Linked DNA regions of Homo sapiens: region 2 is linked to region 1. Evidence: read pairs that join two places in POLR2A ChIA-PET (ENCODE). Cell type or tissue: PC-9. All regions are shown on one strand. Each heading gives the region's core, and the rest is flanking DNA. Links, peaks and the distances in the headings are about the cores only. Region 1 overlaps ARSG (arylsulfatase G). Region 2 overlaps AMZ2 (archaelysin family metallopeptidase 2).

Region 1 (15,257 bases), core at 5,692-8,191:
TGCAGACCGAGGAGCAGCAGGGTGTCTGAGTTTCCTCATTTGCTGCCCCGTAGGTGTCTCGGTGCTTGAACTGCGGGCTGCTGATGTTGGCCAGAGAGGAAGATGATGAAACCAGGCAGGAAGCGGGCATTTCTGAGACGATGTGGGGCGGTGCACCTGCACCCTGGGCCTCCTGGTGCCTTTGCAGGGCCCCAGCGCGGGAGGGCAAAGTGAAGGAGCCCATGTGGGGTTGCTGTGTCTGTGGAGCCCTCTTTGAGGGGCAGAGGCTCAGGCTTCTCCGGGCTCCTGGTGATGGGCTGTCTTCCCCTTTCACTGTGGTTTCCCGTGTGAGTCTGGGGTCATCCTTTATGTGTCCCTGTGGACACCGTCTCGGCCCCAGAGAGCAAAGCCTGGCTTGTACACCACATTGCAGCTTCTTTTGGCTTGTCCACAGTGCGAGGCGAAGCTAATGGAGAGCTGAGTGTGTGATCAGCTCCTCAGGGGGCTGTGGTACCCCTATGGGGATTCCTCTGAAAATCTCTCTTATGTTTTTCTACAGGCAAATGGCATCTTGGACACCACGGCTCTTATCACCCCAACTTCCGTGGTAAGAATTCTTTTGGGGATTTGTTACCTGGGAAACAGAAAATAAAGGTCTCTGTGTAAGACTCCATGAACAGCTAAGCCATCCTGTCTCTGGGGGCAACCCTAAGTTAGGACATCTTTGTTCACGAGGTCATTTGAGTGCATTTGGGGTGCCAGGGCTCTCCGGGACCTTACATCCCACTTGCTGGCATCTTCCTTGACTGTCCTTCCTTGGTGCCTGTTTGCCCTTCCAACTGCCCCATCACAGGCCCATCAGCTTTTTTGCCATCTCTCGGTTCTTTACACCTCAGGGAACATTCTGCCCCATGAGGTCCAGACATGGCTAATCTGGGAAGAAGTAAAAATTGACTGATGGGTTCACCGAAGCAGGAAACCTGGCCATAGACCCAAACAGGAGATGCTGCCTCTTGGCCTCTTCCTGCAGCCTTTGCTTCCTCACCCTCTGGCCTTGGGGAAGTAGGCCAAGATCAAGCTACCAAAGCTGGTTCTCTGAAAATCACTTTGCTGAAGGGCGGATTCTCCAAACGTCCAATTCACTGAATTACTGATGGTTTTTCAAAGTTGCAGTTCGTGCCACTGACCTTTTCCATTTCCTATAGGAAGCCGTGGACTTTCTCTTAAAGGCATTTACCATGATCTCAGCTTTGGTGGCTTCTCCTGTCCCTGGCCCCTTCCTCTTCTGCCATTTTATAAGCAAATGTGATTCTCTGACTATTTTGCAGACTTCTCCCCTCCCCTGCCCCAGTATCTCTCCCTATCTCTATGGAAAACGGCTGAATTGTTCTGTCCTAGACCTGGCGGAAGGTTTGCATTGGAAGATTTTTGCATTTGGAGAATGACTTTCAGAGGGTTGGCCTGGAGCCAGCCTTCAGCAGGGACCCACTGGTCAGTAACCCCATTGGCTGACGTCTTCTTCAACTCTTACCTCCCCTTTGATGCTCATTCCTCTCCCTCTCCTCCCTTGAGCCCCTTTTCCCAGGTGGGCATTCGTGGCATCATCCACACATGCTTTAAAAAAAATGACAGATGGGAGAAGTGAAGACCTGGCTTTTGCACTCACTAAAAATTACTCCAGAACTTGTTTCCTCCTTGGTCTTCAGTTTTCTCACTTGACAGTTGAGGGGTTGGACCAGATCAGGTGTTGGCACCTTGAGGGCATATTCCTGTGGTGAGGGGATACTGAGACCAGCTCCTATGCAGCAGGAAGTGGTACCATGATGGATCTGGTGTCTCCTGTGGGTGTGGGAAGTGGGAAGAAAGAGTACCTCCTACCTATTTGCTCTTTGGACCAGACAATTCCAAAAAGCCTTCTGGCATGGACACTCTGAGGTTTCTTCATGCTTATGTCCAAGTTCACTCCTTTTCCCTCCTGCCTCTTACATCCTCTCTGCGGTGCACTGTCCTGGTTCCCCGTCTCACTCTGTCTCCCAGGCTAGAGTGCAGTGGCATGATCTCGGCTCACTGCAACCTCCGCCTCCCAGGTTCAAGTGATTCTCATGCCTCAGCCTCCCAAGTAGCTGGGACTACAGGTGCCCGCCACCATGCCTGGTTAATCTTTTGATTAAAAGCTTGGGTTGGAGAAGAGATAGAATGAAGGAGGAAGTCGGAAAAAAACTTCACATGCCCTGGGTTATGCCAAGCACACTTACACATTCCTTCTAAGCACCCACGCTCCTCTTGCTGCCCTGGGCTGTTCCTCAGGTCAGGGCTCCTGCAAACACAACGAGGTCTTTCTAACACTGGGGTATGAGGATGCCTATGATTTAGATCAGTGGTTGGCATAGACCTGTGGTCCAAATCCAGTATGCTAGCTGTTTTTGTAAATAAAATTTTATTAGAAAACAGCAAGGCCAAGCATGGTGGCTCACGCCTGTAATCCCAGCACTTTGGGAGGCTGAGGTGGGTGGATCACCTGAGGTCAGGAGTTTGAGATCAGCCAACATGGTGAACCCCTGTCTCTACTAAAAAAATAAAAAATTAGCTCAGCACAGTGGTGCATGCCTGTAACCCCAGCTATTTGGGAGGCTGAGGCAGGGGAACCGCTTGAACCCAGGAGGTGGAGGTTGCAGTGAGTTGAGATTGCACCACTCCAGCCTAGGCGACAAAACTGAAACTCCATCTCAAGAAAAAAAAAGAAAAAAAGAAAACAGCCAATATGTACAGTCATTTGTGTACATATTGTCTGTGGGTGTGTTTGCGCTACAATGGCAGAGTTGAGTGGCCTTAACAGAGATCATCTGACCCACAAAACCTAAAATGTTTACTATTTGGCTCTTTCCGGCAGAAGTTTGCTCTCCTTGGTGGAGAGTCATCCTGATACCAGATGCAGTAGCATTTCAGGGCTATGTTGTGTACCTAGGGGGTAGCTAAATCCATTTGTGCAAACCAAGTTAGCATGAAGATATCAATTTTTTAAAAATACAACAAACAGGCTGGGCATGGTGGCTCATGCCTATAGTCCCAGCACTTTGGGAGGCCGAGGCAGGTGGATTACTTGAGGTCAGCAGTTTGCAACCAGCCTGGCCAACATGCTGAAATCCCATCTCTACAAAAATACAAAGATTAGCTGGGCGTGGTGACAGGTGCCTGTAGTCCCAGCTACTCGGGAGGCTGAAGCACGAGAATCGCTTGAACCCAGGAGGTGGAGGTTGCATGAGCTGAGATCGTGCCACTGCACTCCAGCCTGGGAGACAGACTGAGACTCCGTCTCAAAAAGAAAAAAAAATACGACAAGCATCTACTAGTTATTCTACATACACCACATATTGGGTTGGCAAAGATCTAATGTCTAACTCGAGGAGTGCATCACTAATGGGGAAGACGGTATTACCCAGATGATAAAAAGTCTGTAGGCTACACTAGGAGAATGGGTTGAGTGCAGGGCTGTGGCAGGCGGGATGCAGTGAAGAGCAGGGAAATTCTGTAGGAAACTTCACACTCAAACTGGGCTGGGAAGTGCTAATGCAGTTTCACCTGTGAGAGACACAGAGCAGATAATTCCAGGCAAAGCCACCGAGGCCCCAAAGCATGAGGCTCACAGGGAACTGAAGAGAGCTTGCTTCTTTTAGGAAGGGTGCTTATAGAGAGGGCCAAAAACGATTTGGAGGGGCAGGAGTTGAAGCTGAAAACACAGCTCTCCCTACTCCTGGGCCTGGAATTTGAGGCTAATGAGAAATAGCAATTCTTTGTGAGATTCGAGTTCTATCTACCTCTAGGAAATAAAGAGAGCTGAAGCAGTTACCTGGGTAATTGGGGAAGGTTTCCTTTTTCTGGAGAATTTTTGCATTCTAGCTGCATATGCAGCTATAGCCTTTGATTAAAAGCTTGGGCTGGGCCGGGCGCGGTGGCTCACACCTGTAATCCCAGCACTTTGGGAGGCTGAGGTGGGTGTATCACGAGGTCAGGAGATTGAGACCATCCTGGCTAACACGGTGAAAACCCATCTCTACTAAAAATACAAAAAATTAGCCGGGCGTGGTGGCACGTGCCTGTAGTCCCAGCTACTCAGGAGGCTGAGGCAGGAGAATGGCATGAACCTGGGAGGCGGAGCTTGCATTGAGCCGAGATTTCCCCACTGCACTCCAGCCTGGGTGACAGAGCGAGACTCCGTCTCAAAAAATAAAATAAAATAAAATAAAATAAATAAATACATAAATAAAGCTTGGGCTGGAGAAGAGATAGAAGGAAGGAGGAACTCAGAAGAAAACTTCAACACAAAGGCTTTGGGTTTCAATGCTCACACCCTTCCATCCCTCACCTTCACTCCACCACTCCAAGCCCAAATTCTGTCAGCCTTTTGAGTCCCAGCTGAAAGGCAGTATCTTTCAAGGCGCATTTTGAGATTCCTGCCCCATCCCCATCCCACCATCTCTATCGGGGGTAACTTCCTGTGATCACTCTTGTTGGCTCACCTATTCATCTCTTATTTCTTAATCTTTATATCTTATTTTCTCCTCACATGAAAAGTCTCTTGAAGGCAGAATTTATTCTTTCTAAAAAATTTTTTATAATTTTTTTTTTCTCTGTGGTTGTGGCAGCTAAGAACAACTGTTTTTTTTTTATCCCTTAAAGTGTCATGTATATAGTAGGTTTTCACCAAATACTGAGTATGTCCATAATTTCGTTGAAGATGTTAGGCATTCAATAATTCTCTCCACTTCCTCCCAAACTGGGTTAATTCTAATCACAAGATGTTTTGCAAATCTAATCTAACAGCCAGAACCCAGCAAAGTGATTTTCTATGCATACTACAAAGGGATATTAATCAAATCCTCTTATAATTACATACTCTATAGCACTGCAGTATTAAATCATAGGAAATTACATTTTTGTCGTGGGTGTACAAAGGCAAGCACATGGAGTCGCAGCCACGTGGGGGTGCTAACCGGTTGCTTCTATTCCAGGTTTTGATTACTACTTTGGAATCCCATATAGCCATGATATGGGCTGTACTGATACTCCAGGCTACAACCACCCTCCTTGTCCAGCGTGTCCACAGGGTGATGGACCATCAAGGTAATGCTGTCTGACACATTTGCGATAGGCTCCAGGACAAGGCAAAGTTCCAAGACTGTGGTCCATCAGCAATAAATTAAAGATGCAGACAGGAAACAGTTAAGACGGCAAATAAGATACACGGTACATTCTGTGCAAATTTAAATGTGTTATTTGCAGGGAGTGCAAGAAACCTTTCAACGATGAGGTCCACAAAATTCTTCTATTGAAATTTTTACAGGTTCCTCAGACTATTGAGCTCAGCTAGGGAGAGGCTTGTGCTGCTAGGGTCTCACACATGTGGGGCCTCCCTCCTCCTCTGCCTGCTGTCTTTGCTTCTAGCCCAGACACTGGACATAAGGAGGGAGGGAGGGAGAGAGCAGAGGAGAGAGACAGAGGAGAGAGAGAGAGAGAGAGACAGAGGAGAGAGAGAGAGAGAGAGAGAGAGACAGAGGAGAGAGAGAGAGAGAGACAGAGGAGAGAGAGAGAGAGAGAGACAGAGAGAGAGAGAGAGAGAGACAGAGACAGAGAGAGAGAGAACAGGATTCCTTTTGAGCTTCTCCCCGCATGGACAACTAAGCCAGCATTCTGATGTTGGAATGCCAAACAGGCACCAAATAGGATGTTTTGAAAAAACATTTAATGAAATGGGAAAATGCTTATGATATAATAGTAAGTGAAAAAAAAAAAAAAGCAGGAAGCAAGTCATCAACGGTAAGATCCTAATGAGCTCTGTAACCCTATCTTTGTAGTCCTATCAACGGAGACTCAAAGGAGATATGCCATAATGTTATCAAGGAATCTCTCTGGTCGTGGGACTCAGGGTTTTCATTTTCTTTTTTCTTTCTTTTTTTTTTTTTTTGAGATGGAGTGTTGCTCTCTTACCCAGGCTAGAGCGCAGTGGCGCGATCTCGGCTCACTGCAACCTCTGCCTCCCTGGTTCAAGAGATTCTCTTGCCTCAGCCTCTTGAGTAGCTAGGATTACAGGTACCCACTACCACACCAGGCTAATTTTTGTATTTTTAGAAGAGACGGGGTTTCGCCATGTTGGCCAGGCTGGTCTTGAACTCCTGACCTCAGGTGATCTGCCCACTTCGGCCTCCCAAAGTGCTGGGATTTCAGGCGTGAGTCACCGCACCCAGCGGTGACTCTTTCTCCACTTTCTCTTTATTTTCCTCTTTGTCATTGTATTTCCTAAGTATCCTGAGATGCATTTATGATCACAAAAAAAAGATGATAAGCCTCACTCAGGTAATAAAGCAGCACAAAACACGTGTTCCCTTGTTCGGACAGAGCACTGTGGTTATTTCTAAGGCTACAGTTGTCTGAGCCACTTGGGAAAGGTGAGTCTCAGCTCGTCTATCTATAAAACAATAGTTAATATAATAGTGGGTATTTATTGAGAAATTGTTACATTCTAAGCACTGTCTATATTTATCTGTAATCCACGTGACCACTGTGTGAGGTAGGTATTTCTTAGGTTGGTGCAAAAGTAATTGCGGTTTTTGCTGTTGAAAGTAAAACCACAATTACTTTTGCACCAACCTGATACCTGATTTTACAGATAAGGAAGCTTATGTTGCCCAGGTTACACCGGAGCTGGAAAGAGGTAGGAATGGAGATTCCAATCCAGGTCTCTCTGAGTCCAGAGCCCATATGCCCTTCCTATCTTTGCTACTCATAGCATAGTCATTGAACCAGCATGGTGGATATCACTTACATGCTTGGTAGAAGTGCACAGATTCACATCCTACCCCCAGGTCTGCTTTTTAACAAGACTTATGCATGCAGTGAGCTATGATTGCATCACTGCACTTCACCCTGGGTGACAGAGTAAGATCCCGTCTCAAAAAACAAAAACAAAAACAAAAACCAGCCCAGGGATTCTGCACATTATGGCATGAAAAGCGAGGCTATAGAGCATCCTGCTGCCCTTCTTACCCACCGTGGCCTGCTGGGCATACCTGTAATCACACCTGGCCATATGAAGGTATGACATATGTCAGCCAATCTCTTTTTAAAATTTTAAAATTTTAATTAATTTATTTTTTGGAAGGATGGAGTCTCGTTCTGTTGCCCAGGCTGGAGTGCAGTAGCACAATCTCTGATCATTACAATTTCCGCCTCCCAGGTTCAAGTGATTTTCCTGCCTCAGTCACCTGAGTAGCTGGGATTACAGGCTTGTGTTACCATGCCTGGCTGAGTTTTGTATTTTTAGTAGAGATGGGGTTTCACCGTGTTGGCCAAGCTGGTCTTGAACTCCTGACCTCAAGTGATCTGCCTACCTCGGCTTCCCGAAATGCTGGGATTACAGGCATGAGCCACTGCACCTGGCCTTCTTTTTCTTCTTCTTGTTCTTTTTTTTTTTTTTTTTATTTCAATCCTGTTCCTTCTGTATTTTTTTATTTTTATTTTTTAATTTTTAATCTATGTTAAAAATCTCTTTTTAATCTATGTTAAAAATCCAGTAGAAAGCCAGGTGCAGTGGGTCACTCCTGTAATCCCAGCACTTTGGGAGGCTGAGGTGGGTGGACCTTGTGAACCCAGGAGTTTGAGATCAGCTTGGTCAACACAACAAAACCCCATCTCTACAGAAAATACAAAAATTAGCTGGGTGTGGTGGCCCATGCCTGTAGTCCCAGCTACACAGGAGGCTGAGGTGGGAGGATGGCTTGAGGAGGAGGTTGCAGTGAGCTGAGATTATGCCACTGCACTTCAGCCTGGGTGACAGAGCCAGATCCTGTCTCAAAAAAAAAAAAAAAGAAAAAAAGAAAAAAAAATCAAACAGAGAAATAATGGGTGGCTTAGGAGAGAGAGAAAAACAGGAAAGAATGTAAATGACTCATGGAGTTGCAATGGTATAATAAAAAGCTGAAAAATTCAACATAAATATGCGATTAGTGTTCTAATGCCCAGCATGGTGATAATTCTTTTTCTCTTTTAAAAAATTTGGGATGCCTGTAATCCCAGCACTTTGGGAGGCCGAGGTGGGTGGATTGCTTGAGCTCAGGAGTTTGAGACCAGCCTGGGCAACATGGTGAAACCCGTTCTTTACAAAAAATACAAAAATTAGCCAGGTGTGGTGGCACACACCTATAGTCTCAGCTGCTCAGGGACTAAGATGGGAGTTTGAGGCTGCAATGAGCTGAGATTGTGCCACTGCACTTCAGCCTGGGCGACAGAGTGAGACCCTGTGTCAAAAAAACAAAACAAAACAAAAATTGTGGTTTTTGACAATTATCCACACAGTCTGACCATATCTCCTATATTTCTGTAATGGGGTGTGTGTGCATGTAGGTGTGATGGCAAGTTTTGATTTCTTCACAAATCCTTCCCAGCACTATTAGGATGACGTATTTGCCTGAGAGAACTCCATTCATTACCACCTCTGTCTGCATTGCTCTCAGCTTCTCTCTTGGTTCTCTTTGGTGACCAGGACTGAGAGCTTGAGATTTTTCAGAATTCCTAATACACTGAAGATGTGTGCAATGCACTAACCATTTGTTATCTCCCTTAGACCACCAGCACCCCTGTAAGGATGGCACAGGCCCTCCAATGCTACGGATAAGGAGATAACTCTGGGAGCTTAAGTAACTTGCCAGAGATCATGACCAGAGTCAGACCATGACTCAGCCACATTGATGGGCAGCTATGGGTCAGATTCATTTCAATCTGTAAGACCAAAACTTGAGCTTGTGTTGTTTTGTTTTGAGATGGAGTTTTGCTCTTGTCGCCCAGGCTGTAGTACAATGGCGCAATCTCAGCTCACTGCAACCTCCGCCTCCTAGGTTCAAGCAATTCTCCTGCCTCAGCCTCCTGAGTAGCTGAGACTACAGGCGTGCAGCACCACGGCTAATTTTTGTATTTTTAGTAGAGATGGGGTTTCACCATGTTGGCCAGGCTGGTCTTGAACTCCTGACCTTAGGTGATCCACCCGCCTTGGCCTCCCAAAGTTCTGGGATTACACGCATGAGCCACTGTGCCTGGCCTGGTCTTGAACTTCTGACCTCAGGTGATCTGCCTGCCTCAGCCTCCCAAAGTATTGGGATTACAGGCGTGAGCCACGGCGTCTGGCCATGAGCTTGTTTTTTTTTTTTTTCCAGGAGATGTTATTAGTTTGACTCTTATTTTTTTTCCAACTGCTGAAGTTTCTCCAAATTCTGCAAACATGGCTTAAAATTAAAATTGTCCCAACCCATCTTATGTATTCCTTTTTATGTATTTATTTATTTTTGAGATGGAGTCTCACTCTGTCACCCAGGGTAGAGTGCAGTGGGATGATCTCAGTTCACTGCAACCTCCGCCTCCCGGGTTCAAATGATTCTCCTGCCTCAGCCTCCTGAGTAGCTGGGATTACAGATGTGCACTGCCATGCCCAGCTAATTTTTGTATTTTTAGTAGAGACAGGGTTTCACCCTGCTGGCCAGGCTGGTCTCGAACTCCTGACCTCAAGTGATCTGCTGGCCTCGGTCTCCCAAAGTGCTGGGATCACAGGCATGAGCCACTGCACCTGGCCCATCTTATATATTCTGTCCTATTGACAGACCTGCTATTACATGAAGTCCCAATTGTTGACTTCGGAAAACGCTGAGTTGCACGCCATACACAGAGGCTGGGATTGAAGTGAGACAGCAGAGAAAGCCAGCAATGGGGCTACTGATTGGTGGTGGGACTCTGCTTGACATCATTTAGGTTCTTTAGACCTCAGTTTCTCTCCCCGCAAAATGCAAGTAATAAAAAATAATGTCCCTAGCTCACGAGAGTCTTTGCAAGCTTTACAGAGTGGTCAGCTCGTCCATGGAACATAAATATCTATTCAAAGGGAATGGAAGAAAGCATTATGCATAGACTTTTACACTTGGAGGAAATGGCCAACCAGAAAAATCATTTGGGGCCAGAGTGTTGTATTTATGTGCATATGCATTGTTGCATTAAAGCATTTAGTTCTGCTCCGTGAGTACGTAGGAAATGAATACTCTATGGTCTGTGGTTTCCACACAGGAACCTTCAAAGAGACTGTTACACTGACGTGGCCCTCCCTCTTTATGAAAACCTCAACATTGTGGAGCAGCCGGTGAACTTGAGCAGCCTTGCCCAGAAGTATGCTGAGAAAGCAACCCAGTTCATCCAGCGTGCAAGGTGAGGAGTCTCCCTCCCTCCGCAGGGCCTCCCCCTGCCTCCACCTACCCGTGCACACACACCATGTCCCTTGGCCTCAGCACGCTTGAGGCCATGGCAGAGTTTTGCTGCTCAGCAGAGATGGATGCATACATGTCTCCTATAAGTAAAGCTGGAAAACAGCCCCTTCTGGAAATCTGCGGTCCTGGATTAGAGATTCCTCAGGTATGTTCCTAGAGTCCCTGGGGCTTATCCCTCTGTTGCTTTGATCACGTTCCACTGCCATGATCATTTTGTCCTCTCCTTCTAGGGTACGAGCTCCTCAAGGGTAGGGCCTGCCCACTGCACTCTGGGCACTCAAGGCATTTGTTGAGCTCACTAGCTGGCAGGATGTATTACTTTTCCATTGCTGCTGTAACAACCAACCACTAATTTAGTAGCTAAAACAACAGTAACTTACCCTGCTACAGATCTGGAGGCCAGATGTCTGAAATGAGTCTTAGGGGGCTAAAATCAAGGCATCAGCAGGACTGTTTTCTTGGGGAGTCTCTAGGGAGGATTCCTTCCTTGCCTTTTCCAGCTTCTGGCATTTCTGAGCTATGGCCATATCATTCTCAACTCTAATTCTGTTGTTCACTTGCATCTTCAGTCAAATCTCCCCTCTGGCTCCCACTTACGATAGCACTTGTGATGGCGTTTAGGGTCCACCAGGAGAATCCAAGGTGATCCCCCTACCTCAAGACCCTTAACATAATTCCACCTGAAAACTCTCTTTTGCCATATACCGTAACATTCACAGATTCCAGGAATTAGACCCTGCTTATCTTTGGGAGCTATCCTTCATTCTACCAGACAGAAGTTACAAATTCCCGCATCTAGAAGGCACAGATAGGTAACCTTAAAGAGGGAAGCAGGATGAACGTAAGGCATTAGGGAGTGGTGGGGTCTACAGTGAACCTGTAAGCACATGCCCCATCTGAAGGGGGCAGCTACTACCTAGCTCCAGCTGCTTGGTGCTTCTTTGTGAAAATGTGAACCTGGAATATCACATCTTTTCATTTTACAACAGAGATAGGATACCTGGCTTTTATGTGAAATCTCCTGATCTTGAAATATTAGAAACTACTAATTAACAAAAGGCTGGGGGTGGTAGCTCATGCCTATAATCCCAGCACTTTGGGAGGCCAAGATGGGCAGATTGTTTGAGTCTAGGAGTTCAAGACTAGCTGGGCAACATGGTGAAACTCTGTCGCTACAAGCAATACAAAAATTAGCTGGGCGTGGTGATCTGCACATGTTGTTCCAGCTACTTGGTAGGCTGAGGATGGAGGATCACTTGAGCCTGGGAGGCATAGGTTGCAGTGAGCCAAGATTGTGTCACTGCATTCCAGCCTGGGTGACAGAGCGAGACCCTGTCTCAAAAAAAATATAAAATGAAAAATAAAATAAAATAAAGGTAAATAAGAAAAACAAAGAAGTGGGCTGTGTGCGGTGGCTCCTACCTGTAATCCCAGTGCTTTGGGATTACACTGGGTAATCCTCCAGGATCGCTCGAGGCCAGGAATTCCAGACTAGCCTGGACAACCTGGTGAGACCTTGTCTTTACAAAAAATTATAAAAAGTGGCTGGGCGCGGTGGCTCACGTCTGTAATCCCAGCACTTTGGGAGGCCAAGGCAGGCAGATCACCTGAATTCAGGAGTTCGAAACCAGCCTGACCAACACGGTGAAACCCTGTGTCTACTAAAAATACAAAAATTAGCTGGGAGTGGTGGCACCCATCTGTAGTCCCAACTATTTTGGAGGCTGAGGTAGGAGAATCACTTGAGCCCGGGAGGTGGAGGTTGCAGTGAGCCCAGATTGTGCCACCGCACTCCAGCCTGGGCGACAGAGCAAGACTCTGTCTCAAAAAAAAAAATTAATACAAGTTATTAAATAGCTGAGCATAGTTGTGTGAATCTGTAGTGCCAGCTAACTCGGGTGGCTGAACTGGGAGAATCACTTGAGTCCAGGAGTTCAAGGCTGCAGTGAGCCATAATGGTGCCACCGTACTCCAGCCTGACACATGGAGAGCCTGTCTCTTAAAAAACCCCCAAAACCGGCTGGGCGTGGTGGCTCACGCCTGTAATCCCAGCACTTTGGGAGGCTGAGGCAGGTGGATCACGAGGTCAGGAGATCGAGACCATCCTGGCTAACACGATGAAACCCCGTCTCTACTAAAAATACAAAAAATTAGCCAGGCGTGGTGGCGGACGCCTGTAGTCCCAGCTACTCGGGAGGCTGAGGCAGGAGAATGGCGTGAACCCGGGAGGTGGAGCTTGCAGTGAGCCGAGATCAGGCCACTGCACTCCAGCCTGGGCGACAGTGTGAGACTCCATCTCAAAACGACAACAACAACAACAACAACAAAACTACCCCAAAACCCAAAAAACAAAAAAGCAAAAACAAAACCATACCACAGTCTATCTCTAATAAATCATATACGTGTGAGGTGTCAGGGCAAAGAATGGACATTGTGAAATAATGGACAACTCCAAAATTGTGCACACTTATTTGGAATGCACACCCATAGACTGTGGGGTGCAAGTGCACACACACACGTGTACCTGCACACATGCACACACAGTCACCCTCCCCGCCCCCTTCATAACTGCCTTCTGCTGCCCTCTAATGACCCCATATATGTTCATCTTATCTTCCTCCTAGGAGATTCCACTCCTCAAGGGCAATGGACTCCAAGAAACTTGGTGTTTTCTACAGCCTTAGCCTAAGTGGTCAAGAAAGCACGTGCTGCACGGCTGTCCACTTGGGCAGAATTAAAAAGGGACTCTACCTGTGGCTAAGTGATCACAGCAGCCCCTTGAATATGCAGGAATCCCCCACCCCTCGCTCAGCCACATTGGACGTTTTTAGAAGCTCAGCAGGGAGGGTTGAGGCAGCAATGCAGGAGATCCAGGCATCCTGTTTTCTTGGTAATAAAACCTATTTAAGGATTGAATCTCAAAAGCAGCTCCTAAGGGCTTCAGAAATTGCATCTTAAGGGTTTATCAGGACTTTCTGAGAACACTGTTGTTTTATTTCAGATTGTCAATAGTAGAAAGGGCAGAGCCTCTTCTGCCATCTGGAGGGTTGAGCGTCTCCCAGCTCCCTGGAACTTTGGGATGGTTTCGGGCCCCTGTGCCCCATGGCACGTGGATGCTTCAAGGCTAGTGGGGACAGTCTCTTCTGCTTTTGTGGTGACTCAAACGACACTGTGTTCTTAGGGGAAGGAATGGGGACTCGGGGCCGTTTAATGCCCCCTCCGAAGTGGGCATAGGGCCTGGACATCCACCCGTTAATTAATCCATTAAAGGGCAAATCAACCGACAGCCTCCTTATTATACAAAAAAGGGGAACAGTTTTGTTAATTCATTAGCTGGTTATTAAGTGAAAAGTCCCGAGTCCTGTTGGCATTTAACATCACAGAAGGAAATCCCCAGAAATGCTGATTTCTTTGGGATTTCCACATGCCAAATGATTTTCTGAGCATCAGCAGAAAAGGCCCTCAGGTCCATGCCCTTCCTCCTCCATGACTCTGGCCCCTGCCTCAAGCCCCTCCCCCACCTTGGACCTGTTTTTCAAAACCACCAGCTGTCCCTAGAGTGTGGCTTCCCGCTCTTCCTTGACAAGGGGGCCCACCCTGGGACTTAGGGAGTTTTTACTTGGGTCTTTAGTTGGCTTTAGTGTTTCACCCAAGACCCTCGACGTAGTACTTGGTTATCACTGCTGGTCATTCAGTTTACTTGACTTTAGACCCTTCATCTGGTAGCAATGCTGAATGCTAATGCTTGATTGGAGTTTTTTAAGCAGCAGGCAAATCTCTGAATGGGAAAAGGAGCCGGTAGAAGGCATGACTCCTGGGTCACAGAGCTAGCTGGGCCTCTGTTCCTTTTGAGGTCTGGGACCGTGCATTGCACCTACGCGGGCAATACAGGGCTTGATAAGCAGGAGTGTATCGGGCATCAGGATGAGCAGCGGCCCAGCATGTTTGAAATCAGACATTTCTTAGTTTTCTTTTTTTGAGACTGAGTCTCGCTCTTGTCACCCAGACTGGAGTGCAGTGTTGCAATCTTGGCGCACTGCAACCTCTGCCTCCTGGGTTCAAGCGATTCTCCTGCCTCAGCCTCCCGAGTAGCTGGGATTACAGGCGCCCGCCACCACACCCAGCTAATTTTTGTATTTTTAGTAGAGACGGCGTTTCACCATGTTGGCCAAGCTTGTCTCGAACTCCCAACCTCAGGTGATCTACCTGCCTCGGCCTCCCAAAGTGCTGGGATTACGGGTGTGAGCTACCGTGCCCGGCCTGAAATCAGACCTTTCAAACAAATCAATCTTCCATGGTGTCATGTACTACACATTGAAATCCTAACCCTTAATGGGGTGGTATTAGGAGGTGGGGCCATTAGGAGGAAATTAGGTTTAGATAAGATCATGAGAGTGAAGCCCCCATGTTGGGATTAGTGTTTGTATTAAAAGAAGAGAAAGAGACTCTGGTGTGCTCTCTCCTGGCCATGTGAGGATACAGTGGGAAGACACTTGTCTGTTAATAAGCCAAGAATCAGCCCCTTACCAGACAGTGGACTTCCCAGCCTCTAGAACTGGGAGACGTAAAGTCAGGCGTGGTGGCTCATGCCTGTAATCCCAACACTTTGGGAGGCCAAGGGTAGGAGATTGCTTGAGCTCAGGCGTTCAAGACCAGTCTGCACAACATAGTGAGACCACCCCCATCTCTACAAAAAACACAACAAAACAAACAAACAAACAAACAAATAGGTCCTTCTGCAGTCTAGAACCTGGAAAAAGAAAAAAAAGGCCAGGCACGGTGGCTCACGCCTGTAATCCCAGCACTTTGGGAGGCCGAGGTGGGTAGATCACATGCAGTCAGAAGAAGTTCGAGATCAGCCTGGCCAACATGGTGAAACCCCATCTCTATTAAAGATACAAAAATTAGCCGGTCATGGTGGCACATGCCTGTAATCCCAGCTACTTGAGAGGCTGAGGTAGGAGAATGCTTGAACCCAGG
Region 2 (15,257 bases), core at 6,895-9,394, 89 kb before region 1:
GATCTAGAAGCCAATGCTTCTCTCTTGCCTGATGGTATTTTGCTGTGGTTTGTTGAAGTGCGCATCTTTCATGTTTTTCCAGGCACTGGTGAGGTGGATTGATGATGAATCTTCTGACACACCTGGAGCAACTCCAGAACACAGTCACGAGGATAATGGGAATTTACCGAAACCCGTGGAAGCCTTTAAGGAATGGAAAGAGTGGATAATAAAATGCCTGGCTGTTCTCCAAAAATGAGGACCTTCAAATAGGAGTGATTGAAATAAATAACTACTTGCATGTTATGCTTTCATTTGGGTGGAATACTTCATTGGAATAAACTACTGATCTTGTGCTGTGTCAAAGTAACAGACTAGAACCTTCTTTCAAGTACCTGAATTGAAATGAAACTCATTTTGAATAATAAAAACTCTAGAAACTCTTTATCTTCTCATCTTACTGGCCTGGTCTGTGGCAGCAAGCACATTATTTCCATTCCCCAAATATGTTTAGGTCTCCCAAGAAAGCTGGGACTGGCGGTAACGAGCAAGTAAATAACTTGAAAAAGAACCGTTCAATGCCCCAAGGAACCAACCAACATAATTTCCAGGGGGTGATTTTGTTTTTAGAAGAGCCGCTCCCCTCTTTTAGGCCCAGCCAAGTCACATTTTTGGACGTCCGTGGGCTCTGATCACCACAGCCCTCCTTTTCCGAGAGCCTACCTTACTGTCTCAAGTGCATTACCTTGTTTTTTTCTCTTGCTGGTTGTCACCTTATCCCTGAAAGAATGAACAGCTTGTATCAGTTTTTAGCAGCTTAAAATATGACCTATCAGGAATATTTGCAAGTGAAAATAACAATGGTCCTTACACTACCACAACATTTGGTGGTGGGAGTTCCGCTGCAGGTCTCAGCTATAACATAGTCATTTATGAGGGATCTTACAAATAGTGTGTAATGGTATTTATATTTGTGAGTGTTGCACTTTTTCTATAGATTTAGAGCGGCTTTCAGGTTTATTTCAGTAATAATGTCCTCCTCACATTACATTGTGAAGTGTTTACCTGAGTCAGGGAGAGAGTTTAATGGGGTTATCTGTCGGGGTGCCATGAATGCTGATGATGGTCTGCAGGGTGTGAACATCAGCCCCATTGCTACGGGGGTGGACAGGTGGAAAAGCTCAGACTTGACAAACCACCTCTGCTAGATAGATGTATCTTGGAAATCCAGAAATTACAGTGAATATTTTATGGAATATCAGTGAGCAGACAGCATTTCCCACTTTCCTATCTTACCTTGAGGGTAAGACTTAAAGGTATATATGTATTTGTAATTTGAAACCTGGATTCTTCATTGTTTGATGTATGCAGTATGATGTAACAAAGTATAGAAATGATCCCTGAAAGTATAGTCTTTGATGTATGGAGTATGATGTAAGGCACATTTCATATCTGAGTCAGTGGTTTCCCTTGGAGTCATTCTACTTGATTGAACCCATTTAAGTCATTTTAGAAAATGGTGGTTTGCTATTAAAATTAATTGGAGAGAATACTTGGTCATTCTATTAGGAAAAAGAGACTGATGGAGCATGGTGTTTTATGGATTCTGTTACAGGGCTTATTCCTCCTTGAATAATGTATTTAAAAAATTATTGTCCATTCGATTACATTTTTTTTTATTTTCCTACAAGGCAAGCACGGTTTTAGTCCTGTAGGTCAGCCTTTGTCACAAACTCTTTTGAACTAAGATTTGCCTAGTTGAATAAATAAGGTCCATTTGTGTCTACACTGCACTATGAGACTAGGAGAAAAATCATCTAAGAAGTCATTCACTCTTGCTAAAAATTGAACTAAACATAAATTTTATATGATTCATTTGTTCAGCAATCATAAGTGCTGTGTATAACTATATATTTTTGGATAATTTCTTAGGGTTCAGCTTAAAAATATAATTTGCTTACTGCAACTAAATTTTATGTACTATGGTTAAATCTTTGTGGTTTTAAAAGATAATTTTCACTAAATAAATCCACGCAGATTTTGCTCTGCAAATGCTGGCTGAACAAAGTATTGAGCTAATAAAGAGAATTAATAATTTTCTACTATCTAAATACTCTTAAAAATCAGTGAATTTGGAATGTTTTTCATTTATGTCATAGATCCTGATCCTGGGCACCTGTGGAGTTAGTATCTCTCCGGTCAAGAGATTTTTCAGGCCTCAGACTTCTAATGGTGAGGGTTAAGTAGAAGAATTTGTCGAGGATTACCCGTCGGTTCTTGTCCAGCTTGCTTTTTGAAGCACACATTCCCCTGATATGAATAATTTACATTTCAAGCCCTACGAGGGACAGAGGGCCGCGTTGCTCCCTCTTGGGAGCAGCAGTGCTAAAATCGAAGCAGGCAGCTGCGGGACCGCTATAGCCGGCCCTGCGCTCGGGCCCTTCCCGGGCAGGAAACGCGTCGCTGTCCCCGGCTGCGCCCAGGCCGGCGGGCCCAGCAGCTGCGAACCGCCGGCGCACCACCTGTTTCCGCGCCCGGGGACTTCCCCGGCGGGGCTCAGAAGTGTGGGATCGGTCGCTTGGCTTCCCCTGGCGTCAGCGACCCAGGGTAACCTCCTCCACTGCTGCGTGCCGTGCAGGCCTGCCTGTGTGAGAGCCACGTGTGCCGCGCTCTGGGCACAGCCTTGGAAAGTCAGGACCGCGACGGCAGCAGAGCAGTGAGTGGAATTAATTCTCAAGTAGAGCATTTAAAAAGTGCTTCATTGAAGAGTTTGAATCTCAGTCACTTTGTAGATTCTGATATCTAGAGTGGCACCGTCCAACAAAAATATAATACAAGCCACATATGTAAGCTTGATGTTTCTAGTAGTCGTATTAGCAAATGCATAAAGAAGCAGGTGGAGTTAATTTTAATAGTATATTCTGTTTAATCCAATGCATCCAAAATATTATTTCAATCAATATCAATGCTGAATGTTTTATGTCCTTTTTTTGTACCATCTTCAAATTCCCGTGTGTTTGTTACACTTGCAGTACATCTTACTTCCAACTGGCCACATTTTCAAGTGCTCAACAGCCCCATGTGGCTTGTGTCTATTGTATTGGACAGTGCAGCTCTAGACCAGTACCCAACTCTAGTGTACCTGGAAAAATGTACCCGTGGTATTGAGTTACTAGGAGAGGAAGGCTTATTTCAGGAAAAGGTCATGTAAATCTTCTGTCAGTACAGCCGGTGTTGACATTCAAGCTGAAAGGGTGTATGTAGACACCGTTTAATGTCTACATTAAAGGCCTCTGGCTTCGGTGTTAACTTGTTTCTTTAAAAGCTTGATACTGTTCTCTGTTGCAGCTTGTTTTTTACCCTCCCGTCTTCATTTTCAAGGGCCTGGTATTGTCTTCAAATGCATTTCCATTTTTGGAAAGCAGAGTCGTAAAGCATTAATAATGTGGAGATTATTTAGTCCATTTCATGCATGAGGACACAAGCCTGCAGCAGCCGAGTAAACTTGCTTGTTGTTTAACCAATGGCAAAAATGGGATCAGATCCCAAGTCTCCCTAATGTTGAGTTATTCGTTGTTTTCACTGTGCTGCATGACCTCATTGAAGTAAAATATCACCAACCAGAACCTAACCATTTTTCCCCCGGGTTGTTTACAAGGGATTATACACGATTAAACTGTCAATTTCTTTTCTGTTCAAGTAGAGTCATCTGGGGTTGCTCAAAGTTGGAGAAATCAGTCTATATACTTCTGCCTTAGTACCAAAAAAAGAGAGGTGCAATATTTATTTATTTTTGAAATAGGGTCTTGCTCTGTTGCCCAGGCTGGAGTGCAGTGGCATGATCACGGCTCACTGGAGCCTCCACCTCCCGTGGTCAAGTGGTCCTCCCACCTCAGCCTCCCAAGTAGCTGGTATTACAGGTGTGCACCACCATGCCCCGTGTATTTTTTTTATTTTTATTTTTTAGAGATGGGGTTTTTTCCACATTGTCCAGGCTGGTCTGGATTCCTGAGCTCAAGCAATCTGCCTGCCTTGGCCTCCCAAAGTGCTGGGATTACTGATGTGAGCCACCATGGCCGGCCAAGAGTTGCAATATTTAGTAAAGCTCTTCCGACTAGTTGAGGCATTAAAAGAAAGCATTATGGAAAAAAAAAGTCTACTGGAAAATAGTTGAAACAAAATCTATTGAGGCAGTATGTTAAAACCCACAGACCTCCATACTTAACCCAGTATTGATTTCATCCCACTGTTTTCTTTAGTGTCTGCTCATGGATCAGTTTTTTCTTCTTTACAACTGACCCACCCATATAGTACACTACTGCTGGGCACTCTGAGACCCATCCATCCTCAGATGCTGAGCCGGTGGGTTCTCAGCACAGTGCTTTCAGTGTCCTATGGTTATCCAGCTGTTTCGTAGCAGCACAGACTCTCTTGAACTGTAACTGTCAATAGATAACATTTTTTTTCTCTTGTGTAACTAAAGGGAAAAAAGTCTATAACTCATTCATTCATTCATGTATTTTTTCATTCAACAATATTCATGGAGCACCGCCTACTGGGTGCCAGGCCCTGCTCAAAGCCTTGGGAATACAGCAGTGAACAAAGAACTCCTACCCTAATACACTAGTGGATGAGACAGAGAGTCAAGGAGTAAACAGATGCTTTATTTTATTTTATTTATTTTTTTGAGACAGAGTCTTGTCCTGTCACCCAGGCTAGAGTGCAGTGGTGTGATCTTGGCTCACTATATCTTCTGCCTCCTGGGCTCAAGTGGTCCTCCCGCCTCAGCTTCCCACGTAGCTGGGAGTACAGGCATGTGCCACCATGCCTGGCTAATTTTTGTAGTTTTTGTAGAGAGGGGTTTTACCATGTTGACCAGGCTAGTCTCAAACTCCCAGGCTCAAGCAATCTGCCCACCTTAGCCTCCCAAAGTGGATGCTGTTATAACCTAATAACAGCAAAGTAAATGGATAGAAACAAGTACCATTTTGAATAGGATAGACAGGAATGCCTCCCTAGGGAGGTGGCATTTGGAAGTGATCAAATTGAAGGGTCACACTGCATACACATCTCAGGGAAGGGAGTACCAAGCAAAGGAAACCACAAATGCTAAGGCCTGAAGCTTGCAACAGTAAGAACAATTCCAGAAACAGTAAGAGAGGCTGGGCGTGGTGGCTCACACCTGTAATCCCAGCACTTTGGGAGGCTGAAGCAGGTAGATCACCTAGGTCAGGAGTTCGAGACCAGCCTGGCCAACATGACGAAACCCCATCTCTACTAAAAATACAAAAAAAAAATGAGCTGGGTGTGGTGGCGGGTGCCTGTAATCTCAGCTACTCAGGAGGCTCAGGCAGGAGAATTGCTTGAACCTGGAGGCGGAGGTTGCAGTGAGGCGAGATTGTGCCATTGCACTCCAGCGTGGGTGACAAGAGCAAAACTCCATCTCAAACGAAAACAAACAAAAAAAAAAAAAAGAAAGGGCCGGGCGTAGTGGCTCACGCCTGAATTCCCAGCACTTTGGGAGGCTGAGGTCGGCGGATCACGATGTCAGGAGATCGAGACCATCCTGGCTAACACGGTGAAACTCCGTGTCTACTAAAAATACAAAAAATTAGCCAGGTGTGGTGGCGGGCGCCTGTAGTCCCAGCTACTCGGGAGGCTGAGGCAGGAGAATTGCTTGAGCCTGGGAGGCGGAGGTTGCAGTGAGCCAAGATTGCACCACTGCACTCCAACCTGGGCGACAGAGCGAGACTGCCCCCCCAACCCCCCCAGAAAAAGAGCCAGTGAGGCTAGTGTAGCAGGAGCAGAGGGAAAAGTAATAGTATCCATCAGGCAGTTCATGCAGGGCCCATTGCTAAGGATTTAGTTCAGACTTGTGCTGTAAGAGGATTACTGTGGCTGCTGTATGGAAAATTAAGGTGGGGGTGGCGTGTTCCAAGAGTGGAAGCAGGCAGGCCAGCTAGAAGACTACTGTAATAATCCAGCTAAGATGATATTGGCTTGGATCAAGGGTCCTGGTGCAGTTGGCAGAAGCAGTCAGCTCCTGGATATATTTAGAAAGGAGAGCCGATTGGATGTGTGGAGGAGTGGGTTTGAGGAGGATGATCCAGAGTTCTGCTGAGGACACTTTAAGTAGAAGATGCCTAGTTTTATATCCATGCCCTGCCATGCGGGCAGATATAAATCAGGAGCTCAGGGACAAAGTTGGGACTAAGAATGGGAGGTGCCAGTGCAGAGAGGGTGCTTAAAGTTTTGGTTGAATTCTAGGGTGTATAAGTTGTTAGGGAAGTTAGCGTGCTTGTTCTTGAGTTGCTGGAAAGGCATATAAATGACACAAATACATGGCCACAATCTGTATTTTCTCAATAATATTTGGTGAAATGTTCTGGGCATCAGGTTTCCCGTCTAATTTTCCATGTAGGAAATGGATAGTCATTGAAGTAGTTTTGATTTGGGTGAGTTGTTACATGGAAAGGGAAGTTGTAAGTTCTCTTGCCACTTTTCTTGTTCTGCACCTTTAGAGAGTCATTAACGAGAACTGAACACTAGGGGGACCCAGTTTCCTTACTTATGCAACGGCGGCTGGCCCAGCTGTACGCTACGATCGCCCTCACTTAGGACACATGCAATATAAACACAAATCTGAAAACAAGGGCAGCTTCTCTTTTATCAATGCAATGTATACTTATAGCAGTGATCATTTTTGCGTGTAACATGTCTGAATTCCTTAAATAGGTCATTTTAAGTAATGTGCATAACCATTACTATTTTTCTTTTATGAGACAGGGTCTCACTCTTTGCCAAGGCTGTGTGCAGTGATGCCATCTGGACTCACTGCAACCTCTGCCTTCTGGGCTCAAGTGCTCTTTCTACCTCAGCCTCCTGAGTAGCTGGGACCACAGGCATGAGCCACCACACCTGGCTAATTTTGGTTTCGCCATGTGGCCCAGGCTGGTCTTGAACTCCTGGGCTCAAGCAATTCACTCACCGTGGCTTCCTGAAGTGCTGGGATTACAGGGATGAGCCACAACACCTGGCCACGGTTTAAAGAATTAAAGACAATGGCTTCTAAACTCTAGTTCCCTATTGGTGAGCCCCATATTTGCAAACTTGTGAAACTAAGGATCATGATTTCTTTTTTATTTTTTCTTAATTTTTATTTTTTGAGATGGAATCTTGCTCTGTCGCCCAGGCTAGGGTGCAGTGGCGTGATCTCGACTCACTGCAACCTCCACCTCCCAGGTTCAAGTGCTTCTCCTGCCTCAGCCCCCCGAGTAGCTGGGATTACAGGCACGCACCAACATGTCCGGCTAATTTTTGTATTTTTAGTAGAGACAGGATTTCACCATGTTGGCTAGGCTGGTCTCGAACTCCTGACCTCAAGTGAGCCACCCGCCTCGGCTTCTCAAAGTGCTGGGTGGGATTACAGGTGTGCGCCACCACGCCCAGCTGAAGGATCATGATGATTTCTGATTTACAATAGTTGAATTGGAGTATGGAAATCTAAATGTAATAAATACCACCTGGTGATTTGAATCTGCGCCACAAGAATGCTGACATAGAATCCATTTTCTGTTTTATCACCAGATATTAAGCAAAGGGAAAGGCAAATAAATGCTGAAAAGCTACATTACATATTATTGGAGTATAAAATGTATAACTTTGTTAAAAGGTTTGGACACATTTTGTATTAGTTACGGATACATAGGTCTTAAAAGAGTACATGGTCTCAACTCTTTTTTTTTTGAGTTGGAGTTTCGCTCTTGTTGCCCAGGCTGGGGTACAATGGCGCAATCTTGGCTCACCACAACCTCCATCTCCTGGATTCAAGTGATTCTCCTGTCAGCCTCCCGAGTAGCTGGAATTATAGGCATGCAGCACCATGCCTGTCTAATTTTGTATTTTTAGTAGAGATGGGGTTTTTCCATGTTGGTCAGGCTGGTCTCGAACTCCCAACCTCAGGTGATCCACCCGCCTTGGCCTCCCAAAGAGCTGGGATTACAGGCGTGAGCCACTGCACCTGGCCCAACTCATTTTTATAAGTAGAATAATTTTACTTTTGGGTAGAGAAAGTCTACATAAGGTTTATACTGAAACCTCTTGAAGTCAACAAGCTTAAAGCAGAATCTTTTTAATCAGGGGAAATGAAAACATAATTAGCGGCCTGGTGTGGTGGCTCACGCCTGTAATCCCAACACTTTGGGAGGCCGAGGTGGGTGGATCACCTGAGATCAGGAGTTTGAGACCAGCCTGGCCAAGATGGCGAAACCCTGTCTCTACTAAAAATACAAAAATTAGCTGGGCGTGGTGGCACATGCCTGTAATCCCAGCTACTTTGGAGGCTGAGGAAGGAGAATCACTTGAACCCAGGAGGTGGAGGTTGCAGTGAGCGGAGATCACGCCACTGCACTCCAGCCTGGGCAACAAGGGTGAAACTCCATCTCAGAAAAAAAAAAAAAAAAGAAAAAAGAAAACGTAATTAACAAATGTGTTAGCTATAATGTCGGGCACGGTGACTCATGCCTGTAATCCCAGCACTTTGGAAGGCCATAGTGGGCAGATCACTTGAGGTCAGGAGTTCGAGACCAGCCTGGCCAACATGGCAAAATCCTGTCTCCACTAAAAATACAAAAACTAGCTGGGTGTGGTGGTGCACGCCTGTAATCCCAGCTACTTGGGAGGCTGACGCAGGAGAATTGCTTGAACTCTGGAGGTGGAGGTTGCAGTGAGCCAAGGTTGTGCCACTGCACTCCAGTCTGGGCGACAGAGCAAGACTCTGTCTCAAAACAACAACAACAATGAAAAAGTGTTAGCTGCTTGATCTTTCCTATTTTGGGGCAGTTATGATCTAAGAATTACTTTGACCACAATGAATCCTTTCCCATGGGTCAGGATGTTAGTTCTCAGAGCTTTGCTTCTGGCGGTACTGACCTGTGCCGGTGTTACAGATGTGTGGTGAAGGGGCTGGAAACTGTGGTCCACAGGCCAAATCCAGTCCACTGTTTTTTTTTTTTTTCAGCCTGAGAGCTAATAGTGTGTGTTGTTTTTTTTTTTTTAACATTTTTATGTGATTGAAAAAAAATATATTTCCTGTGTGAAAATCTTGTGAAATTCACATTTCAGTATCCGTAAATAAAATTCCATTGAAACATGGCCACGTTCATTCATTTATATATTGTCTGTGGCTGCTTTTGACCCTCAATGGCAGAGTTGACTAGACAGAGGCCTCATGGCCTGCAAAGCTTTAAATATTTACTATCTGGACCTTTACAGAAAAAGTTTGCCAACCCCTGGCATGTAGAGTCTGTGCTGTTTACTTACAGGTTGCAACAGTTCTTGGAATGACTCTGTAACTGGTTGTGGTCTTTAACTATTTGCCTTTATGACTTTTGATAGGCTTACTCTGGCTACCATGATATCATTTCATTCATGTATTTTTGATTAATAATTAAATTCCATTGATGCTTTCATTCTTATTTCAATTCTTAGATGAAAATATGCTTCTTCATTTGATTATATTGTTTAATTTTTATTTCCCTCTTCTGTTATTCATTACTTAATACTTCCCTTGAATTATTTAGTCTTTTTCTAAGGTGCTTTAAAATAGTTCGTATGAAACTCAACATAAAATAAAATCGTCCTGTTTTCAATGATCAAAGTATATATATGTATATATATGTATATATATACTTTTTTGTATAAAAAGTATATATATGTATATATATACTTTTTTTTGTATAAAAAGTATATATATGTATATATATACTTTTTTTTTGTATAAAAAGTATACAAAAAAAAAAAGACATAAAAAAGTTTAGGCTGCACATGATGGCTCACACCTGTAATCCCAGCACTTTGAGAGGCCGAAGCAGGTGGATCACCTGAGGTCAGGAGTTTGAAGCCAACCTGGCCAACATGGTGAAACCCAATCTCTAGTAAAAATACACAAAATTAGCCAGGCATGGTGGCGGGCACCTGTAATCCTAGCTACATGGGAGGGTGAGACAGGAGAATCACTTGAACCTGGGAGGCGGAGGTTGCAGTGAGCTGAGATTGTGCCATTGCACTCCAGCCTGGGCAACAAGAGCGAAACTCCATCTCAAAAAATAATAATAATAAATATAAGTAAATAAAAAGTTCAGTAGAAACTTCTTGGGAAACTTTATGTGTCTCTAGTAGAGTTAAAAGGTTTTGCAGAAGATAAACGTTAAAAAATTATTTATTTGGAGTGAATCTTTGGTGAGTTTTTATAACTTTAATTGCCTCAAACACTGAATGCTGTGAGAGTCAATAAAAAATCTTAGAAGAGAATCGGTCTCTTTAAATAAAAAATCCATAAATTTATTGCAAATCTAGAAGTACCAGAATGTCACTAATACAGAACAGATCAGCAATCTTGTTTGTATTTTCTTCCAAACATTTAAAACCTTGATTATTGACATACTGAAATTGGCATACATTTTGTTTTCATGCAGATAACAGAATAGACATGGAGCAGATCCCTCAGAAATCAGTTATAAATATTAAATTGTATTGAACATTCATAGTAAAAAATATGTCGTAAAGTGCTGAAGTCATGTAAGTCTGCAAAACTGCCACAAGCTCAAAGTTCTCAAGCAGTGACAGAGATTTGCTACATCCACCTTGTTTTAGATTATGCCTGTTTTTGACAGACACTTTGTCATTTCCTCCCCCACCCTCCCCAAAGTTTTATAGATTGTCCTATTTCTATGGCTGATAAGATGCTCTACAAAATGTAGCAGGTGGTGATGAACTATGCCACTTTCATTTCAGTGCAGAGAAATATTCAAGCTTGTGTGTACCTGTAACCAAACTAGGCTTGTTATGTTTTTCCCCCTGAGTTGTCATAAATTAACATTAACGATGAATAAAGATGGAGCAGCAAGCATTGACCATCACCTGCAGGGTGAGATTGTGGTAAAATAGGTGAGTAAAAAGTCCACCTATTATCCTGACACTTGCCCTCCTTACAGAAAACTGCTAACGTGAGCAATACTATACATGTAGTGTGACTCCAAAAAAAAAGGAAGAATAAAACAAACAAAACAAAACAATGACCAGTTACCCGATACCTCTGGCAACTTAGACCAATCAAGTCATGTGTTATAGAAGATGTAAATTGCAACTTGTAACTCGCTATAACATAATTGTCTCTGTTACCCCCATGTGAAATACAGAAATGCTTCAATAATTAGATGGTTTTTTCTTTAAATCAGAAATGCTTTAACAATTCTCTGAAATATAATTCTGATCAAAGAAGTTCCTCAAGTATTCTTAAATGATAAAACAAATTAGTTTTGAAAGCTAAGGCGATTTGCAATCCATTATTTTTTCCCCTTTAATAGCACACGTTGCCCCTAATCAAATGGAAGAATCATGACAACTTGGCCTTTTATGAAAGTATTTTTACAAGATAAGACGTATTCTGTGAGGCATTTAAAGGATTGCAGAAAGGAGGTAAAAATGCTGCTTATGTCTCAGATTTTATTTCTTTTGATTACTTTAATCATCCTAGAATAACTTAATAATAAATAGCGGTTTAAATTAAAGACACTACAGTCACATATTTCTGTATAACTAAAAGCAACAGGAAACACATTTTTAAATGCCATTTTGTATATTCTGTACTGAAACACTTCTGATAAGGACTGGCCATAAAAAGAAGTGGTAATCTTCACATTTATGAAGTTCAAGTTATATATATATATATATACTTAAAATTTGTTTATTAGTAAAATGTTTGGTCTTAAACTATATTTCATTTCCAGCAAGCAGAGGCCGTAATTTGTTAACGGGAACCTTGGTATTTTACAAAGGGTTTAACAAAAACTATTTATTCATATTTCTGAAAATTAGGAATTTTAAAAATGATTGAAGTCTTTTTTTTTTTGACTGGCCAATTTCATTTCAATGACCTGGGTTGGATGTTGTTTTATTCAGGAGAGTAGTTTATTCAGACAAGACCATAGGAAGAAAGAAAAGAAAAAAAGAAAATCATTTATCCCACGTGAAAGCTTTTAAAACCACTTTGCCAGTTCATGTCACTATTTTAATATCGGAATGTGAACCAAAGAGTCTTTCTACATATCTCTTGTATTGCTACTGAATACAGCCAGATTTATATATGGAAGAGTGCTTGGTTGTTTTTTGTTTTGGCTTTAAAAACAAGCAAAAAAAAAAAGCTTAAAACAAAACAAAACAAAACAAAAGCGATGTTGGTAGTGCTCTTCACATACACATTCCCTTTAAAATGTAGTTTTGAAAGTGGAGTAGAGGGGTTAGCTCCTCTGCCTCCTTGTGTCCCCGTTGGGCCCACCCCATCCCTCTCCAGCCAACACAGTGGCTGTTGTTGTAAGAAAGTGTGTCATACCGGCTCCATTTGCACGTGAACTCTGTGCTCATTTTTTGCAAGATCCATTTCCAGAAAGTCTTCAGGTATGTCCTGTAAAGTCTTCCCACGATGGCTCACTACCTTTGTTTCACCTGAGTGATGATGCTGGCACAGTCCCATCTTACACGGTCTCACCAGGGCGAGGCACACAGCAGCCAGGGCCATGCCAGCTGCGCAGGAGTAGAAGGCCCTGCTGTAGATCTTACTTTGGTCCACCAACAAACCTGGAAGAGAGCATGGCGTCCGTTAACAGCATCCTTCCTAGACATAAGCCCCTCACCCAGGCGACCATCCCATTCAGAAGCCTCTCAGTTTCACTGCCTTCCTTGTTTTCTTTTGTGTTTCTAAAGAAAAATGGGTGTTAAGGGCAGAAATCTTTACTAGACTGGAGAGGAGAAAGAGACAAACACCCAATATACTTGTTCTTCTTGGGCTAAGCCTGTCCTAGCAGAGGACCTAAAACCTGGGACATTTCGATGCATACTTCTTTGAAAAGGTAATATTCTTCGGTAGGAAGGAACTGTATTATTTTCACTTGAGTTCACTTTAGGTTTTTTTTTTTTTTTTTTAGACAGAGTTTTATTCTTGTTGCCCCAGGTGGAGTGCGATGGTGCAATCTCAGGTCACTGCAACCTCTGCCTCCCAGGTTCAAGCGATTCTCCTGCCTCAGCCTCCCGAATAGCTGGGATTAGAGGTGTCTGCCACCATGCCCAGCTACTTTTGTATTTTTAGTAGAGATGGGGTTTTGCCATGTTGGCCAGGCTGGTCTGGAACTCCTGACCTCAAATGATCCGCCCGCCTCATCCTCCCAAAGTGTTGGGATTAGAGGCATGAGCCACTGCGCCCGGCCCGTTTTAGGTATCTTTTGACAGGGGGTACGATTTCTAATCACAAACACTTTAAAGACCCATTTGGGATCTAAGATATGAAACATACCTATGTCCCTCCTACAAGGAAATATTCTGTACAAATCAGTTAGGTATTTACAGAGTGCTGCTATCCATTCCCAAATACCTTTCCTAAGAAAGGAAGATGACTTACAGAAGTCCATTAGTTCTATCATTCCAAAAGTCAGGTGGGCTCTGAAGGTGATAAATCCATGAGTTCTTGCCTAGCATGAGAGAAGGCAAGGTGACAGAAAAAGCCTGGGTTGGCGGGTGCGGTGGCTCACACCTGTAATCCTAGTACTTTGGGAGGCCAAGGCAGGCGGATCACGAGGTCAAGAGATTGAGACCATCCTGGCCAACATGGTGAAACCCCATCTCTACTAAAAATACAAAAATTAGCCAGGCGTGGTGGTGGGTGCCTGTAGTCCCAGCTACTCAGGAGGCTGAGGCAGGAGAATCACTTGAATCTGGGAGGTGGAGGTTGCAGTGAGCTGAGACTGCGCCACTGCACTCCAGCCTGGGTGATAGAGCGAGACTCCATCTCAAAAAAAAAAAAAAAAGGCCAGGGTCAATCTGGACTACAGACACAGCTTCCAGTCCTGAATCGACCACTAATTTACCATCTGACCTTTAGCTTCAATTCTTTGGCCTTCAGTTTCCTCATATTTAAATCAAGAGGGCTGGCTCAGGTAATCTCTAATCCCTGGCAGCTCTAAAATTCAATGGAAATATAAAACGGCAGTAAGTTTTTTTTATGGCTTGAACAGGAAGCTAGCACAATTCACAAGGGAAAGTAGACAAGTGTTTGTATTTTGTGTATTTAAATTACCTGCAAGGGGCGGTCCAGCCAGTCCTGCTATGCTCTGAATGAAGATGTAGACCCCAGCTGCAGAAGACATCTTCTCAATGCCCACGACATCATCCTCAGCAAGCAGTGGAATGTGAGTCCCTCCTATTGTTCCAACCATAAACCCAAAAAATATGCTGCATGACATTAGACCCCAGAATTCAGTAGCAAAAGTAAAGGCAAACAGAGACACAGTCAATAAGATGACGCAGATGAGCTCAATGTAAATCTTACGAATGGGCTCCCTGTTGAGGACAAAACCAGCTCCGATCCTTCCGAAAACTTCTGCAATGGCCATCGTAGATAATAAAAAAGCAGCGCGGTCCTGGTCAATGCCCAGACTAATGCCCAGAGGAATGATGTACAAGGAAGGTGCAAAGAATCCCAGTGTTGCAAAGAGACCAAATAATGCATAACAAATAAAACTTTTCTCTTTCAAAATGGAGAAGTCTAATAGCGGGGCTTTCTTTTCGCTTGGCCTGGGGCTGGTCTTCACCAGGACCTGCTGCATGTCGGCCTTCGGCTCCAGTTCCAGGTTAGTGTGAGTAGGCACATTTTTAGGTGAGGTAGTTAGTTCTACTCCTGAGTCAATGGAGTCTATTGAGGTTCGTGTTTTCTCATTTTCAAGCATATACTGCGCTTCTTTCCGATTTTCCTGGATGACTATTTTCGGTGACGCTGGTCCTCTGATAAAGATGGGTCTGAGCAGTGCTCCGAAGATGACAATGTTTAACTGTAGTAGGCCCACGAAGAGGAGGCTGTATCTCCAGCCAATGCGCTCCTTCAGAGCCATGATTGCTTGAATAGGCAGGAGTGAAGAAGAAATAATATAAGGTCAATAATGGACTCAAGACCCAGGAGAAGCCATCAAGAAGAAATATGGATCCAGATTTTGTTATAAGTTCTGTGGAAATTTATTATACTCAGCAGTATGAATGTACTCAATCTTTATTTATTTACTTTTTGAGACAGAGTCTCACTCTGTCACCAGGCTGGAGTGCAGTGGCCTGATCTCAGCTCACCGCAACCTCCACCTCCCGGGTTCAAGCGATTCTCCTGCCTCAGCCTCCTGAGTAGCTGGGACTATAGGCGTGCGCCACCACGACCAGCCAATTTTTGTATTTTTAGTAGA

The links. Peaks named below come from ENCODE experiments on the same cell type or tissue, not always from the same donor. Only the 100,000 strongest peaks of a DNase experiment are listed, where the experiment ranks them.
Region 2: POLR2A ChIA-PET joins it to region 1 with 39 read pairs; 5 of 35 experiments call an interaction of 5 or more read pairs at or near these places.

What each region holds. Positions count from the first base shown.
Region 1 is chr17:68,346,587-68,361,843 of GRCh38, forward strand. It overlaps ARSG (arylsulfatase G), which reads left to right. Exons shown (of 12, transcript NM_001267727.2): 4 at 539-586; 5 at 4,989-5,100; 6 at 10,081-10,218. Among named protein-coding and RNA genes, the nearest start is that of ARSG, 63 kb to the left of the region's middle. RefSeq lists enhancers at 28-137, 158-297, 10,162-10,221. In PC-9, for the core only: no CTCF peak of the experiment used is centred there; DNase peaks (open chromatin) are centred at 6,665 and 7,915; H3K4me3 peaks cover 602 bases; H3K27ac peaks cover 2,500 bases.
Region 2 is chr17:68,256,732-68,271,988 of GRCh38, forward strand. It overlaps AMZ2 (archaelysin family metallopeptidase 2), which reads left to right. Exons shown (of 7, transcript NM_016627.5): 7 at 83-424. The coding sequence ends at 238. SLC16A6 (solute carrier family 16 member 6) reads right to left here. Exons shown (of 6, transcript NM_004694.5): 5 at 14,108-14,923; 6 at 10,295-12,615. The coding sequence ends at 12,365. It also overlaps a transcript of ARSG not described here. Among named protein-coding and RNA genes, the nearest start is that of AMZ2, 16 kb to the left of the region's middle. In PC-9, for the core only: no CTCF peak of the experiment used is centred there; no DNase peak of the experiment used is centred there.